Regions from separate parts of the Homo sapiens genome. Here all the other regions are linked to region 3. The links are chromatin contacts, found by Hi-C or POLR2A ChIA-PET in ENCODE. All regions are on one chromosome and are shown on one strand. Each heading gives the region's core, a stretch centred on a gene start or an enhancer-like site at or near the end of the contact. The rest is flanking DNA. Distances are from core to core; before and after follow the strand shown. Region 1 holds the start of STX6 (syntaxin 6). Region 2 has its middle 16 kb from the start of IER5. Region 3 holds the start of SMG7-AS1 (SMG7 antisense RNA 1). Region 4 holds the start of IER5 (immediate early response 5). Region 5 holds the start of XPR1 (xenotropic and polytropic retrovirus receptor 1).

Region 1 (2,853 bases), core at 113-2,612, 2.4 Mb after region 3:
CCTGCCTGACACACACACACAGTAAGTGCTCAATGATTTTCAGCAATCAAAGTCCACAATCCCCATCCACAAATTTCATAGCATATCTAGCATATGAGTTGGTTAATGGTTCTGGGCAAAATGTTTTCTCGAATAGCTCTTGAACCACAGTGAGAGGAAGTTGTCATACCTGGCCCCTTCTTTATTCCTCGAAGGTGTGCTCTCCTGGGAAGCACCATATGCTGTATGAAAAATTACTTTACATGGTTATTTGCAGAATGTACAGCAACAGAAAGTACACCCCATCTGGTGGAAAGTGCACAGAATCTGCAGTTCTGCCCTGTCCAGGCTGTGTGACTACAGGAAGTCTTCAAGCCTCTCTGAACTTATTTTCTTATCTACAAAATGAGAAAAATGGATGGTGTGGTGGCTCACGCCCATAATCCCACCACTTTGGGAGGCAGAGGCAGGAGGATCATGTGAGCTCAGGTGTTCAAGGCCAGCCTAGGAAATATACTGAGAGCCCCATCTCTATAAAAAATTTAAAAATTAGCCGGGCGTGGTGGCGCTCACCTGTAGTCCCAGCTACTCGGGAGGCTGAGGCCGGAGGATCGCTTGAGCCCAGGAGGTCAAGGGTGCAGTGAGCTGTGATTGTGCCACTACACTCCAGCCAGGGTGACAGAGAGAGACCCTGCCCCCCAAAAAGGGGGAGGGGGGAATAATACTTTCCCCCAAAGGATACTGAGATGATGCATACACAACCTTTAGCACACTGTCCAACACAAAGCAAGACCTACTTAAAGGATCTGTGTAACATTATAATCAGATACTATGCTTCATTTTAAGTCGAGGACCAGATAGATTTATAAATTACATACTGTCAAAATTAAGTATTAAAAGTAGAGGAAAGGTAAGAGGATTTTGCAAATCAGGTACAACTACAGCTTATCCTGAAAAGCCGACTGCCTAGTTCTGAGGGAACAAGCCACTCCTCACCCTCAAGCTTGAGGAGAGGGCTGTAGAAGCCCGCCCACCTCCACCGCCCCGAGGGCTCCGCCTCCAGGGCCGAGGGACGCAGGCGTAAGCCCCGCCCACTGGGGGGGGGGGGAGAGAGAGAGAGAGAGAGAGAGAGAGAGAGAGAGAGAGAGGAGAGAGAGGAGAGAGAGGAGAGAGAGGAGAGAGAGGAGAGAGAGGAGAGAGAGGAGAGAGAGAGAGAGAGAGAGATATATGCCCTGGTCACGTGAGCGGGGTGCGGAAGTCGTGTTTCAGGCGGCGTTCGTGATTGGCCGCGGCCGAGGGTCCCGGGGGTGGGGTCAGGCCCTCCGACGCTTCGGGAGGAGCCGGGACTGGAGGCTGCCGAGGGGGCCGGCGCCCGAGTCCGGGATTCGGCCAGTGGTGCTGAGCGAGTGCTGGACCAGCGGCCGTCCTGTGCACCTGGCCTGTGCGCGTGCCCGCTGCTCGGCTTCACCCAGACTAAGGCGCGGGCAGCTGCGGGAACAGGCGGGGTGGGCGGAGGGAGACCGGGAGGCACGGGCGCCCTGTGCGCGGAGGAGGTGAAGGCGGCCGGGGCCGGGACGCCATGTCCATGGAGGACCCCTTCTTTGTGGTGAAAGGGTGAGTGTCGGCCGAGCGCTCCACCGGAGGAAGAGGTGGCGGTGCTGCCTGCCCGCACCTCCTAGGTCTTCTCGCAGTGGGGGGAGGGGAGGCAAGTTGGAGCTGGGGAGGGGGAACAGTGGAGACGGCTTAGTCTTGAGGGCCATGACCAAGCGTCAAGAGACGTTCCCTCCATCCCTACCTGGACCGTGAAGCCACTGTCCCCAGCCAAGCCCCTGGTGGTGGGGGGCCCTTTTTGGCCTGTGTGCTGCGGTACAATTTATTTGGGGGCCGAGGGGCTCAGCAGCTCTGCAGGTGGGGAAGGAGACACGCGGGTCCTGGCGCACACTGGCCGTCTAGTCGAGCATGGGATCTTGCTTCGAAGGAGCGAAAACAGCATCTGGGCAGGAAAAGGGAAATGGCCCTCCTGAGCTTTGTAGTTCGCGTTGACGGGGGTGAGCTCCATTGTCCATTGAGTTTGGAGCGCTTGTCCGCAGACTGGCGAGACCACAACAAGCCCAGAGGCGTCTGAGCACGTTTGCTGGGAGGGAGGCGGGGGCGGGGGCCGTTCTGGGAGGCTGGGGAGCAGGGCACCGGAAGACAATTCAATGGGGGAGTTTTTACTGAGTAATGTGAGGAGAGGAAAGCAGTCGTTCATACTCAGTGATGATTTGGAAGGAAAACAAAATGAAACAAGCCAAACCAAACTTTCCTCAGCTTTCTATTAGCAACCGGAATTTTCTCACAGTGCTAAAGGAAATGAGTGTTGCTTGTTAACTCCTTGATTTCATCCAGGTTGTTTGACAGGTTTCTCCTATTTCTTCTGCCTTTCAGAATAGAAAGGACTGCCTTCTGTTCCCTTACAAGCTATCCTAGCTCATCTTTGATTGCTCGATTGTTTCTTTGGAGATAGAGTCTTCAACTGCACTTTGTAATATCCACTTCGTAGCCATTAAACACATGCAAGAAGATCAATTCTGATGTAACTTTTAGTTTCTTATTAGAAACTTGTCAGTTTTCTGTTTTAAATGTCAAACATGAAAAATCTGAAAACTGCAAAGTTCCCAGGTCAGTACTGATCACCACAGAATGTCCCTTGCTTTTTACTAGTTGCTGCTAGCTTCCTATTTCTGTAGTGGTGCAAGCTGGCCGTTGTATAGTCAAGTGTTGTAGAAAATTTAAATGGTATTTTAGGTGAAATACTTTATCGATTATGCAGTAAAATACATTTATACTACTTCTTAATATTTCCCTGGAAAGTTTTTTTTCTTCACCTTACTC
Region 2 (2,897 bases), core at 397-2,896, 2.4 Mb after region 3:
TTAAGCTTCCAAGCAAAGAGACTGCTAATGGCAGCAACGGCAGTAGAATCCCCAAAGCCTCATCAAGGTGCCCAAATAATGTGACCTCAAGGTGACAGAAAAAAGGATGGCGTCAGTGAGGTAAAAGGGGCACTCAATCTAGGTAGCCATTTGCAATCTCCCTTCTGCTGTCCCACAGCCCAGAGAGAAAAGAAAAAGTGGAAAGGAAACCGTGAAAAGAGGCAGAGACATCAAGAGAGTTTCTGGAAGAGTCTTGAAAAGGGCAAGGACAGAAAGAAGATGCCAATAGGAAGGGGAGAGGACAATACAAAAGGTAATGTGGAGCTGAAAATAGGAGAGGGGAGAGTCGCCCTTCCATCAAATGTAATGATAAAGCTACCAAAGGAGACCAGAGAGTGGCGGAGGGGGAAGGTCAAATGGAGGCGTTCGTGAAGGCAGAGCTTTGGAGAGAGGGCCAAACGTGAGATGGCGAGCACACAAAAAAGGCGCTCCAGGAGGCAGTTGAGGGGGCTGGAACGAAGTGAGAGAGAAGAAGGAAGAAATCAAAGGGTTCATCGAGGGAAGGGGGCGCCTAGGAAACACGCCCGGGAGGGCCCCGCTTTGTCTGGCGTGGGCGGCGGCGGGGGCAGCACGTGCAGCCGGGAGCGCGCTGAGCCGCCAGGCTCCGAGCCGAAGAGCGCCGAGAGGAGACACGACGCGCGGGGGCGGCCCCAGCCCCTCAGACCAGCGAGACCTCTCGCCGGCGGGCCCAGCGCTGCAGAAGGGGCGCATTGTTATGTCCCAGGTCGCAGCAGATTGCCGCTGTCCTGCAATACTCTCGCATCCTGGCACCGCGCCACTGGCACGGCCCGGGGGCTGGAAATAACTGCGCCGTTCCCATGACGACGAGGAAGCTCCCCCCGCCCCCGCCCCGCCCCGCCCCGCCCGCTGAGCTCCGCCCACCGGTACCCGCCGCGGCCGCCTCCCCACAACGGAGCTCCCCCGGTCACCCTGGCAACGGCGGCCGCGGCGCGCGGGAGGTGACTCTAAAAGCGGCGGGCCCCGCCCCCGCCCTCCAGCCCGCAGCGCCGCGCCGCGCGCCCAGCCCCCGCCTGGGCCTGCTCTCGGGCGGGACCTCACTGGGGCAGCCGCGGGCGCCGGCGCAGGAAGCCTCCCTTCCCCCTCGGCCCGCCGGGCCCGGAAAGGCGGGAGCTGGGAGGAAGCTTCGCGGCGGCCGAGGCTGCGGGAGAGGACGAGCGCGCCCCATTTTCTCCGCGGAGCCGCCCCCAGCCCTCCTGACCTCCGCGCCCCTTTAAATCCTCCGCGGGTCTCCCCGCCCTTCCTGCTGGGATGGGAGGAGACCTTAGCGGACGGTGCTCTGCCTGTGCGGCCAGATGAAAGGGGGACTGGGAAAATGAAGCCAGCTCTTGCCGGTGGGCTGGGGGCGGCAGGAATCCGGAGCTCTGGCCGCTGGCGGCACTGGGCTTGAGGGAAGCGGCGGCACGGGAGGCGTCCTCGGGAGCCGGGGTCTCACGGTCCAGGGAACGCCCCCGCCGCCGGCTTGCTAGCGAGGCATCCCGTGAACAAAGAGGCCTGCTTCACCCTACTGGGGCGATCGCCCCCCGGAGGGAAGGGTTTCCACCTTGCACGGCACTCGCGCGTTTTGTCTGTTGGTTGTGGTGAGGAGGGTGTATTGCAGATCCAAAAGGAGCCTCTCGGCCTCCCAGGGTGTCTGGGTCAGAATTGAGACGTTCTGGGCGAGGAGGTGTTGGGAGGGGAGTAGGAGGTCGGAAGGAGAGAGGCCGACCCAGTTAGCTCTGTTCACACCGTCCCTCTCTAGGAGCGGAGCCTACACCTGACTTGTTTGGAATGTGAGCTTTTGCAGGGGACAGAGGCCCTGGCACGTAGAAAGTTCTAAACTGTCTGGTGAATTGCTGCAATTAAAACCAGAGCGGCTCCTTCAGTTGTCCTGGGTGGGCAGGGCATCCCAAAGAAACACAGAAAGTATGCAGGGTCCTTTGAAAATAGTGCCCATATCAAACAAAATATTAATACTTCGCATTTGTAAAGTCCTTTCCTCTAAGAATGTTGTCTCGTTCCATATATATTTTCCACTCCATAAAATTCTAGAGCACAAAGAAAGGATTCATATGGGAGCGAATAGAACAAGTAAAGACGGTCAGCTGTGGTCACAGTGGAGGAACTGAAGAGTTTAGACTTCACCAGCTCTTAGAGCCCTGTTTTCTTTGAAGTGGTTACAACCGAGTACTTTGGTGTGGCCTAAAGAGTTTGAAGGTATACAGTTAAAGGACCTGGAAATAAGATTGGGCTGGCCATTGGGGCCTTGCTTTTCTCATCTGTGAGATGATAGTTGTGAAAATGAGATTAGACTGTATGAAATATTCTTCGTAAGCCATAGGATATGTTATACAAATGCTTTAGTTATTGAAACATCTATAAATTGGTATACAAGTCATGATTACTGTAGTTGCAATACGGAGTTGGTGGGGTGCTTCAGATTTGCAAGCTGTAGGAGGTGGGAACAGGACTGAAGGGCTATGTGCTGATGAATCTCCTTCAGCATTGCTGTGGAATGGATATGCTTCCCCAAAATTCATATGTGTTGAAGCTCTAACCCCTAATGTGACTATATCTGGAAATAGGGTCTTTAGGAGCTCGCTCTCTCCTCTGCCATGTGAGGGTACAGCAAGAAGGCGGCCATCTGCAAGCCAGAAACAAAGCCCTCAACAGAACCTGACCATGCTGGCACCCTGATCTCAGATTTCCAGGCTCCGGAACTATGAGAAATACATTTTTTTGCTTAAACCACTCTGTGATATTTTGTTATGGCAGCCAGAGCAGACTAAGACAAATATGTCTTCGCTTGGAGCTAAGCGCCCCTCCTACCACCTCCACCA
Region 3 (2,700 bases), core at 127-2,626:
TACACACGACTCTCAGAATGGTATCTTCCGACTACACTGATTCTAACCCAGTTTCTTCTGAAAAACCCAACCTTGTCCACAGTGCCTCCCTCTTTCCTCACTTCCCCATCTATTCCCCTTCACGCCTCCCCACACCGCCAACTAACTACAGATGACATTATTCCTCAATACTCCCAACCCGAGAATGAAGAACAAGCTCCAGTTTCCTGCGGTCTCCCTCTCCCCCTGTCTGCCCTCCGCGGTTCCCCCGCCCCAACACCCCAGGTGTGCAGACTTCCTCCCCGTCCTCTACTCATGCATCGCTCCAACCAATCCCACGCCACACCACGAGTCCCCTGCCACGGGGATCAGACTCCTCCACACCCACCTCCACTCGGGGTCGCCGCCGCCTCCCCGGACGTTTCTCTCCACCCCTCGCTAGCAAACCCGAGACCAAGGGCGCGCGCGCACATTCTCACGCTTCCCCAACCTCCCTCCTCGCACCGGGACGAGCCGGCTTCGCCAGAGCTCAGCCCGGGCGGTAGGGGCTAGGCACCCATACCCGTTCCGCCCCCTCCCGCAGATCCCCTTGCAGTCTCCGCCGACCTGCCCGGCGAGGAGAGGACGCAGCAACTCCCCCGCCACCCCGGACTTACCTCGGTGTCTGTTGCTCCATGCCCCAACCTGCGGCCCGCTCCCCCTACGTACCAGCCCGGCCTCGGCACTCACCGGAGGTACTGCGCGCTCTGCAGGCTCATCCTCCGCCGCCGCCGCCGCGTCTTCCCGCGAAGCCTCCGTGGGTCTCTCAGGCTCCTCGGAGCGGCCCCGCGGCACCGCGGGTGCTGGCGGCCGCCGCCATCTTCCTCTCCTCCGGCTCCTCCTCGCTCGGCAGGGGGGTGGGGGTGAATGAGGCGAGGGGGAGGGAGTGGGGAAAGCTGCTCTCGCTGCTGCTCTGGCCCGTGGGGCGCAGGGACACTCCGACCCGGGGGGGAGGGGGAGGGAGGAGGGGCGGGGGAAAGAGGAGAAGCAGAGGAAGTCGGCGACCGGGCGAGGGAGGGGGTCCCTCTCGCGAGATTTCAGCAGCGCCTGTCCCTCAGTGATTTCCGCCTCTCTGTAGCGCTCCCTTTTGGGATCAACGAGCTGTGTGGCGCCTGTGCGGCTTCTGAGAGACCGGCTGGTGGCGCTTGGCGGCTTCCTGCCAATCCACCCTTCTCCTCCCGCGCAAGGGGGCAATCCCAATCCCACCACCGGGAACACCCAGGCCAAAAGAACGGGAGTTACACTCAAAGTCTTCCCCCTTCTTATCACTCCTGCCGATTTCCCTCTTCCTTTTTGCACGCCTCCACTCTTCCCCACCGGAAACGCCGCCCCTTCCTCCTACAGTTCCTCCCAGCAGTCCCTCAACGCCTGTCTTCCCTCGCGCGTAGAGAGTGACTCGAAGGACCCCCTCTCCTCTTCGCTGCAGCCCCTCCCCATGCACGCTGGGAGACTCTTGGAGGGGATAAGGTGGGGCCCGGAGAGGAAGAGAAGACAATCGGATTGGATAGGCAGCTGCCATGGCAACTGGAGGCTGTGGTTATATTGTCATAGTAACCGATGTGTGCGGACAGGGTCACCCTCCCCTTGGCCAATGGATTCCCAGGAAACCACCCAGGGTTCCCCGTTGGCTTCCCTTCCATCTAAAGGCCTCCCCCAAGTTAGGAATCGATATAGTTCTCCCCGGTGGTGAAGTCCACTTCCTCCTCCCTTCCCACTTCCCACAGCAACTGGGGGGACACCCCGAGGCATTCACCATGGGCTTTTCCACCCGCCTGCGAGCGGGAACCACCTCCGTAGTTTCCTCTCAGAGCCGGGCGTGGAGAGGGCTGGGCCTGCGAAGAGGATGCATGGCCTGGAGGCTGGCGGGCGGCGGGCTGGAGTCGGGAGGGCGAGGCGACAGCGCCAAGCGGCGAGGAAGGGCAAGGGGTTTCCCCACAACTGCCTTGGGCTCTGGGAGGCGGGATCCCGCCTGGACGGGGTCCCTGAGGGAGGAGAGCGGCACACGACAGCCGCGATGCCTTCCCTGCCGACGGGGATAGCCGACTTCTGGCGAGTCGACCCCTCCCCCAAATCCACCCCACCCGCGTACTCCCTCCTGACCTAGCTGTCGCGAGCCTGCCGCGAGGAGGCCAGGGTGAGGGTGGGAACACATCCTAGAAGGCTAACACGTGGTTTTCTATCATTTAAGCCGGGGACAAGCCGGAAGGCTGACTAGCGCCATCACTCTGATAGGCACCCCGCAGTGGGGATCCTGCTTGATTATTAAAGGCAGACCTCCAAGTTCCTCCCTGCTCTGCAACCTTTCTCTTCTCACGGGTCTGCAGTGTTTTAAAAGTCGTCATTCTGTGTCGTTGAGTTAGAGAGGAAAACATCGGATAAAAGAGGATCAAGAAGAACGAACCCTAGATACATCTGTCTGGTGAAAGGAGTCTAGGAAAAGAAGTTTCATTCTTAGAACAAATCTTTTTGGATATTTATTATGTGTGTTTTGTGTCAGGTTTCGGGCCAAAAAGCTGAAATAAAGAACGAAGTCAATAATAATATGAAGTGTATGAGAAATAGCTGGAAAATTCATCATCCATGACTTGAAGAAATTGACGTTTTACAAGTTATATTTTCGGTTCGTATTGTGGAGTCACTTAAGGAGCTATCCCAAAGTACTTTAGGATATGTAACTATATA
Region 4 (2,700 bases), core at 56-2,555, 2.4 Mb after region 3:
GTCTGCCCAACGCGCTCAGCGCCCGCGGTCTCTGGGCGTCCTCGCAGCCGGGAAGGGCCTGGCCCTCACTTCGGGGACGCCCGCTGCTCCACCTCCTCCCCGCAGGGGGGCCAAGGGCTCAGAAGGCCACGATGGCTGTGCTCCAGGGGTTCATGTCTCTCAGCACCGGCTTATCGCAGCAGATCTGCCCGGGCTCGGCGGCTTCCGGACCGCTCTCCTCTCCCTCCTCTTCCTCTCTGCCGCCCCCGGGGCTTTTCCGTAGGAGTCCCGAGAAACTGGAACCGAAGATGCTGATGAGGTTAGCCACGTTCCCGGTCTCCATCTCCTCCGCGTCGTCGTCCTCTCCTCCACTCGGCGGCTGCTCTAAGTTCCGGCGGGGCTTCTTGAGCGGGGTCGAGCCGGGCGCCGGGCAGCCCGCTGGGCCGCCGCCCACCCCCGCCGCGCAGCGCTTCCTGGGGCACACCGCGGGCGGCGCGGGGGGCTCGTCCTCCGCTGGTTGCGGCGCGCAGCAGCAGGCAGCGCGGGGGGTCGCGGCCGGTGTACCCGGCGGGTCCTCCCCGCCTAGGGGGCAGCCGCAGGGGCGGCGCGCGGCACGAGATACCTCGGGGAAGACGCCCCAGCCTCCGGCGGTACCCTCGGCTTCTCTGGCCGCCGCCTGGCGCGGCCCCTCCACGCGGCTCCAGGCAGCTTCCGTCGCGTCCGCCTCTCCGCCCTGAAAAACGTCCCCGACTCCAGTCACCGTGGCCACCGGCACCTCGTCCCCTACCCGCGGCGCGTCTGAGACGGAGGAGCGCTCCGGCTGCGGCTCGGTCTCCGGCCAAGAGGCACGAGCGGCGGGCGGGGGCGGCTCTCCCCAGCCGGCGGGTGGCCCGGCCGCCGGCTCCCCGGGCTGCTGCTGCGGTGGCGGCGCCGGGGTCCCAGCGGGACCGGCCAGGTAGAGGCCGGGGCACGGGTCGCTCAGGTAGACTTGGCGGGCGCTGCGCAGCACCAGCGAGACCAGGAGGTTCTTATGCAGCTTGATGCCGCCGCGCTGGACCCGCGAGTTGTAGATCTTGCCCAGAGAGATGCTGACGATGCGATGAGCCTCCAGCTTGAACTCCATCTGCTTCCCCTGCACAGGGCCGTCGGCGCCGGGGTGACACGTTTGGAAATTGGGAGGGAACGGGAGGCGCAAACAAGTCCGCCCCCTGGGCACACCCTCGATCACCTAAGACTCCGAAGAGAAACGACTCTGGTGACGCGCGCGCTGCTCTACTAACCTCTCCAAACAAGACAACTTCCCCGTTTCGGGTCCGGTCGCTAAACAGGGCAGCCTGGCTGCCCCGCGCCTTATATAGGCTTCTCGACCGCCAATCACGAAGGGCCGCCAACCGTTCCGGGGCTGGCCGGCGCGCCCTCGTGCGCCGCGCACGGCCAATCGGAGCCCGAGGAGGGGCGCCAGGGCCCGTTCGAACGTTAGTCCCGCGGAGCAGGCTCTTAAAGGGGGCGACGGCTTGCGGCCGCAGACCAGGCCCGTGGGGAGTGAATGTTCGGGACGGTGCTCGAGAGCGCTACTGTTTGGAGTTACAGATTCTGGCTTGTGCGATGGCTTGCCGGAACCAAAGCGAACAAAATATTCGAACTTTCTTCCGAACACGGTGGTGGACTCTGTTCTGCCATAAAGTCCTGATCCTTCCCTGATCGACTCCGCCCTCACCAGCCACACCACCGTTTCCAGGCCGGCCACACCTGTAAGCGACCCCCCTCAACCCTGGCAAAAATAGAGATGGTGGCCATACGCGGCGGAGGACACCCCTGGATAACAAATAGTATTACTGCAAAGTATTTGGCAATCATTATTTTTGGATGAGCCGCTTTCCCCGCTAGAGTCACATACACTCTTAGCAGCTGTCAGTTCTAACCCCAAAGAAAAGGGGGATTCTAAAAGTTTTTGCCTAGGTTTTTGGCTTCTTTTCAAGGAATCGTGTCTAGATACAAAGTTATTGGTTGTCCTCTAAAGCTGGCATCTTTCACTTTGTTCTCTAGATTCTAGAACAAACCCAGTTATCAAATAAGTTAAATGGAAGATGTTACAGGTTCTCCACAATGATTTTTTTTTCCTTTTTTTTTTCCATTTCCATTTTTCCATTACAAGGACTGACCAGTCCACCCTTGGAAAAATCGAGCAAGTTCTGAAAATAAAAAGAAAGAAGTCCTGTGTTCCCATGATGATGTCATAATTTCATTTCGTGTCAAGGTAAAAATATAGTGCTAGGGAGTTCCAGAATTTTCTGGTCAGTCAACAACTTAGTCCATCTACTGGTCCTTATAAGTATATCAGGACACAATTACCACGGGGTTGCCCAGGGTCCTGGACTGGAAACATGGAGTCACTTCCAGTTAGTTCCACCGAAGCTCCACCACAGACCTGCCTGAGGACTCTGGGTAAATAACCTCAGGCCGCTTCAGTGTCTCCACTGCTGAAAAGGGGGAAGTCACATACACATCTGCGTTATTGTACAGACGATAAATGACAACTTCTCAGCCACAATCTGAATGAGAAAACTAAGCACTGCTTTCTTGGAGTCCATGTGGAACCCTGGGCCTGATCCTGCCCCGGGGTTGGTCAAGCAATGAATTTATTTAGGAAAAATACCAGTGAAGAGTGGGCTTGATCATGACCAATTCACAATCTCCAGAGGATGTGATGGCTCAATAGCA
Region 5 (2,896 bases), core at 21-2,520, 2.8 Mb after region 3:
AATTGCCAGCTACTGAGAATAACCTATTGCAATGCTTAAAGCCTCTTAGGTATCTTGTCTTCTGAACATATAAATGGGTTCATTATCTTTATTTTTCCCTTTATTAATGTAAGGTTCCTTATTATCTATTAAATACCTTCCAGCAGTGTTAGCACAGAAATTGGGAGGGAATGGGGAGCATGATTTCTGTAATACACAGGTAAGGTATATTGTTTACAATATACTAATTTTCTCCCCAGCTAGCAAAAACTTAGCAGAAAATAAAAAAATGTTAATAATTCTCTTCTCTCCTTTCTCTTCCCTCCATTCCAAAACAAGAGGCAAAAACAAAGATGTTATTACTCTGTAGACTTCATGCAATCAGTAAAAAGAGTCTTATTATCAAAGCAGAATAGTTGATTACAACGTGTTTACAAAAACTATAACCACTACATATGTGATACACACTTAAGTCAAGTTTCAACCCCGTTACAAAGCCTTTGTCAACAGTGGGCAAGTGGGAAAAAGCCGAAGGGCTCTTTGGAATGAAGGAAATCACTGGAGGGGCTTCTCTTGGAAGACAAGGATTCCTTGGTGAGAGGTGTAGAGAGAGAAACAAGACCTAACCTTGGCGAGGGGGCGCTCGCCCAGGGTGGGGACGAGAGGTCAGGGCGAGTGGGGAGAAGGGGATTAGCGCGGAACAGCCGCGACCCGGGGCTGCCCTCGCACCGTGACTCCCCCACCTGCAGCTCACCCTCCCACCGTTCCCCGGCCCCGGCCCCGGCCCGGGCAGCGCCTTTCCTCCCGGCCCTCCGCCTGCATATCCGTTACCCCGGCGGCAGCGGGGCTGCGGGGGAGGGGAAGGACAGCGGAGCCGGGAGGCGGCCGGCCGCGGCGGGGATGCCGCAGTGGCTCCCCGCGGCAGCGGGTCAAAGTCTGCCCGGGCACAGGGAGCCAGCTGAAGCGGAAGGCGGCGGTGGACGTCAGGACTGGCGAGATGGTGGCCCCTCCGAGTCCTCCCACACCCCAGCCGTGCCGGTACCTCATACTGGATGTATTGCTTCCTCCACTCGGGAGTGATGTGCGCGGAGAGGTGCTCGGCGAACTTCATCCTGCCGTTTCCCCCTCACTCCCACTCGGGTCCAGCAGCTACAGGCGGCGGCGGCAACAGCGACTCCGACTCCTCCCCACATGGGCCCCGGCGCGGCGCGGCGCTGCGCTTCTCTCCTCCTCCGCCGCCGCCGAGGTCTCTTCAGAGCAGCCCGCCCGCCATCTTCCTCCTCCTCTCCATAGCCCCGCCCCTCCCCGCCCTCTGGACGTCATCGCCATGGTAACCGCCTACACCGCCCTGACGAAGGGGGTGCTGTAAGGGGTGGGGCTTGGGTACGCTTCTTAAGACTCCGCCCCTTGTGGGCCGTACGTGCTGGAGGCACCTCCCTGGATCTCTTCAGTCTGGCTCCTGTTGGCCTACAGCTGCTTTCTACCGCCTGTCTGGGAAGCAGCAGTGTTGTTACTGCAGTTAATATTAATACTGTAGCAACAATAATCCACACAAGACGTTTATATTTACAAAGAACTGTGCAAATATTTTTCCATTTTGATATTTATGCTTCATAAAACCTTTAAGAAATGGATCAGCACTAATCCAAACTAAGAAGCTAAAACAGTTCAGGACTAAATGTATTTAAAGGAACAGTATTTTACACACTCTAGGTGCTCAATAAGTGCTTATTGAATTTAATTAAAGACATCAATGCCAAAAAGTGCATGCTGCTTCTGAATTTCAATGTAATTGTCTAGTCCAGGGGCTATCAGAAAAGCCAATAAAAACACCAAATGAGGGTACCGACCGCACTTGTAAACTGAGCTTCCTGGGGTTGGGGGTGAGGGTTGGGAGGGAAACCAACGTTGAGAGGAAAGAGAACCCCGTAGAAGTACAGCTCTAAGCCCACCCCAGTAAAACCGGAAACAGGCCCAGCACCCAGGCTGAAGTGTCCCTGGGGAACATGGGCAGAGATCACTCACAGAGCTCTGTACTACATTGAGTGTGGGAGTGATTGTCTTGGAAGTCCCAATTCAGGACAGAAACCCAGGTCCTACCCTGGGTGGAGGAGACCTAATAATAATTTATTGAGCACTCACTGTTCCTGTACCAAGTGCTATTCTAAACCTCTTACATGTACTTTGTCCCTTGATTCTAACATTTTTTTTTTTGGTCTCGCTTTGTTGCCCAGGCTGGAGTGCAGTCACACCATCATGGTTCACTGCAGCCTTACCTCACATAGGTTTGTGAGCCATCCTCCCACCTCAGCCCCCTGAGTAGCTGGGACTACAGGCACATGCCATTATGCCAAACTAATTTTTTTGTTTATTTTTGGGAGAGATGTGGGTCTTGCTATGTTGCCCAGGCTGGTCTTGAGCTCCTGAGCTAAAACAGTCCTCCCACCTAGGCCTCCTAAAGTGCTGGAATTACAGGCATGAGCCACCTTGCTCAGCCTAACCCTCACAATTTTGATGAGATTTCAAGATTTACTAGGGAACTGCTATGCCTGGAGCAGTGCTCTGAGATATCATTCTCTGCTGTTGTCTTTTTTTCTCCATGTACTTTTTTCCCCTTTCTCTTCCCCTTAATTCATGCCAATAGGGATTCTGCAATCATTTCCCCAGGAGAGGGATGACACAAGATGGAAAATAGGCATAGACTATGAGTCTTTCTGGCTTTTTCTGTATAAAAGCCTTAACCTCTGGTGAAAGGGTAATCAAGGTCAAAAAAATAAAGAAAGAAGAGTGAGGACTCCTCTCACCTCAGACCTCCGTCTGCTCACCATAAAGATTCCCCTCTGCTGGAGGTAAACCTTGCCAGGAGAAAGAGACAGGCAAAAAGGAATATGTGTGCTACCAGGAAGGAGGCGAGACC

What was found. A loop is a pair of places that touch in the nucleus more often than their neighbours do. ChIA-PET counts read pairs that join two places held with the same protein, here RNA polymerase II (POLR2A). Pooled maps may share reads with other maps.
Region 1: a map of CD8-positive, alpha-beta T cell shows a loop between it and region 3 (12-fold over the local background). The contact joins the promoter of STX6 here to the promoter of SMG7-AS1 in region 3. A Hi-C loop is called at or near these places in 3 of 168 maps with a recorded cell type or tissue (CD8-positive, alpha-beta T cell and HepG2) and 10 of 50 pooled maps.
Region 2: a map of CD4-positive, alpha-beta T cell shows a loop between it and region 3 (6-fold over the local background). The contact joins the enhancer-like site here to the promoter of SMG7-AS1 in region 3. A Hi-C loop is called at or near these places in 2 of 168 maps with a recorded cell type or tissue (CD4-positive, alpha-beta T cell and CD4-positive, alpha-beta memory T cell), 1 of 37 single-sample maps with no recorded cell type and 8 of 50 pooled maps. POLR2A ChIA-PET finds 5 or more read pairs at or near these places in 1 of 52 experiments (activated B cell).
Region 4: a loop to region 3 is called in a map of naive thymus-derived CD4-positive, alpha-beta T cell, with 21 times the contacts of the local background. The contact joins the promoter of IER5 here to the promoter of SMG7-AS1 in region 3. A Hi-C loop is called at or near these places in 1 of 168 maps with a recorded cell type or tissue (naive thymus-derived CD4-positive, alpha-beta T cell) and 10 of 50 pooled maps. POLR2A ChIA-PET finds 5 or more read pairs at or near these places in 1 of 52 experiments (activated B cell).
Region 5: a loop to region 3 is called in a map of naive thymus-derived CD4-positive, alpha-beta T cell, with 6 times the contacts of the local background. The contact joins the promoter of XPR1 here to the promoter of SMG7-AS1 in region 3. A Hi-C loop is called at or near these places in 1 of 168 maps with a recorded cell type or tissue (naive thymus-derived CD4-positive, alpha-beta T cell), 2 of 37 single-sample maps with no recorded cell type and 9 of 50 pooled maps.

The regions. Positions count from the first base shown.
Region 1 is chr1:181,021,379-181,024,231 of GRCh38, reverse strand. It overlaps STX6 (syntaxin 6), which reads left to right and starts at 1,362. Exons shown (of 8, transcript NM_005819.6): 1 at 1,362-1,593. The coding sequence starts at 1,559. RefSeq lists silencers at 1,081-1,180, 1,301-1,430 and an enhancer at 839-1,622.
Region 2 is chr1:181,103,525-181,106,421 of GRCh38, reverse strand. No RefSeq gene overlaps it. Among named protein-coding and RNA genes, the nearest start is that of IER5, 16 kb to the right of the region's middle. RefSeq lists silencers at 603-652, 913-1,402, 1,423-1,482 and an enhancer at 175-1,069. Within about 2 kb of position 1,646, at least 29 of the 41 ENCODE cell types and tissues checked have a DNase peak (open chromatin) inside an H3K27ac peak, as active enhancers do; they include CD4-positive, alpha-beta T cell, where a contact is called at or near this core.
Region 3 is chr1:183,470,658-183,473,357 of GRCh38, reverse strand. SMG7-AS1 (SMG7 antisense RNA 1) reads left to right here and starts at 1,376. Exons shown (of 5, transcript NR_040063.1): 1 at 1,376-2,638. It overlaps SMG7 (SMG7 nonsense mediated mRNA decay factor), which reads right to left and starts at 859. Exons shown (of 23, transcript NM_001375584.1): 1 at 709-859. The coding sequence starts at 737. RefSeq lists a silencer at 872-1,021 and an enhancer at 1,177-1,808.
Region 4 is chr1:181,087,305-181,090,004 of GRCh38, reverse strand. It overlaps IER5 (immediate early response 5), which reads right to left and starts at 1,305. Exons shown (of 1, transcript NM_016545.5): 1 at 1-1,305. The coding sequence starts at 1,102. The coding sequence ends at 119. It overlaps LOC124904465 (a long non-coding RNA gene), which reads left to right and starts at 1,504. Exons shown (of 2, transcript XR_007066762.1): 1 at 1,504-1,730; 2 at 2,135-2,208. RefSeq lists silencers at 367-586, 787-946, 1,257-1,526.
Region 5 is chr1:180,630,396-180,633,291 of GRCh38, reverse strand. XPR1 (xenotropic and polytropic retrovirus receptor 1) reads right to left here and starts at 1,270. Exons shown (of 15, transcript NM_004736.4): 1 at 1,022-1,270. The coding sequence starts at 1,090. RefSeq lists enhancers at 405-905, 906-1,406 and a silencer at 531-910.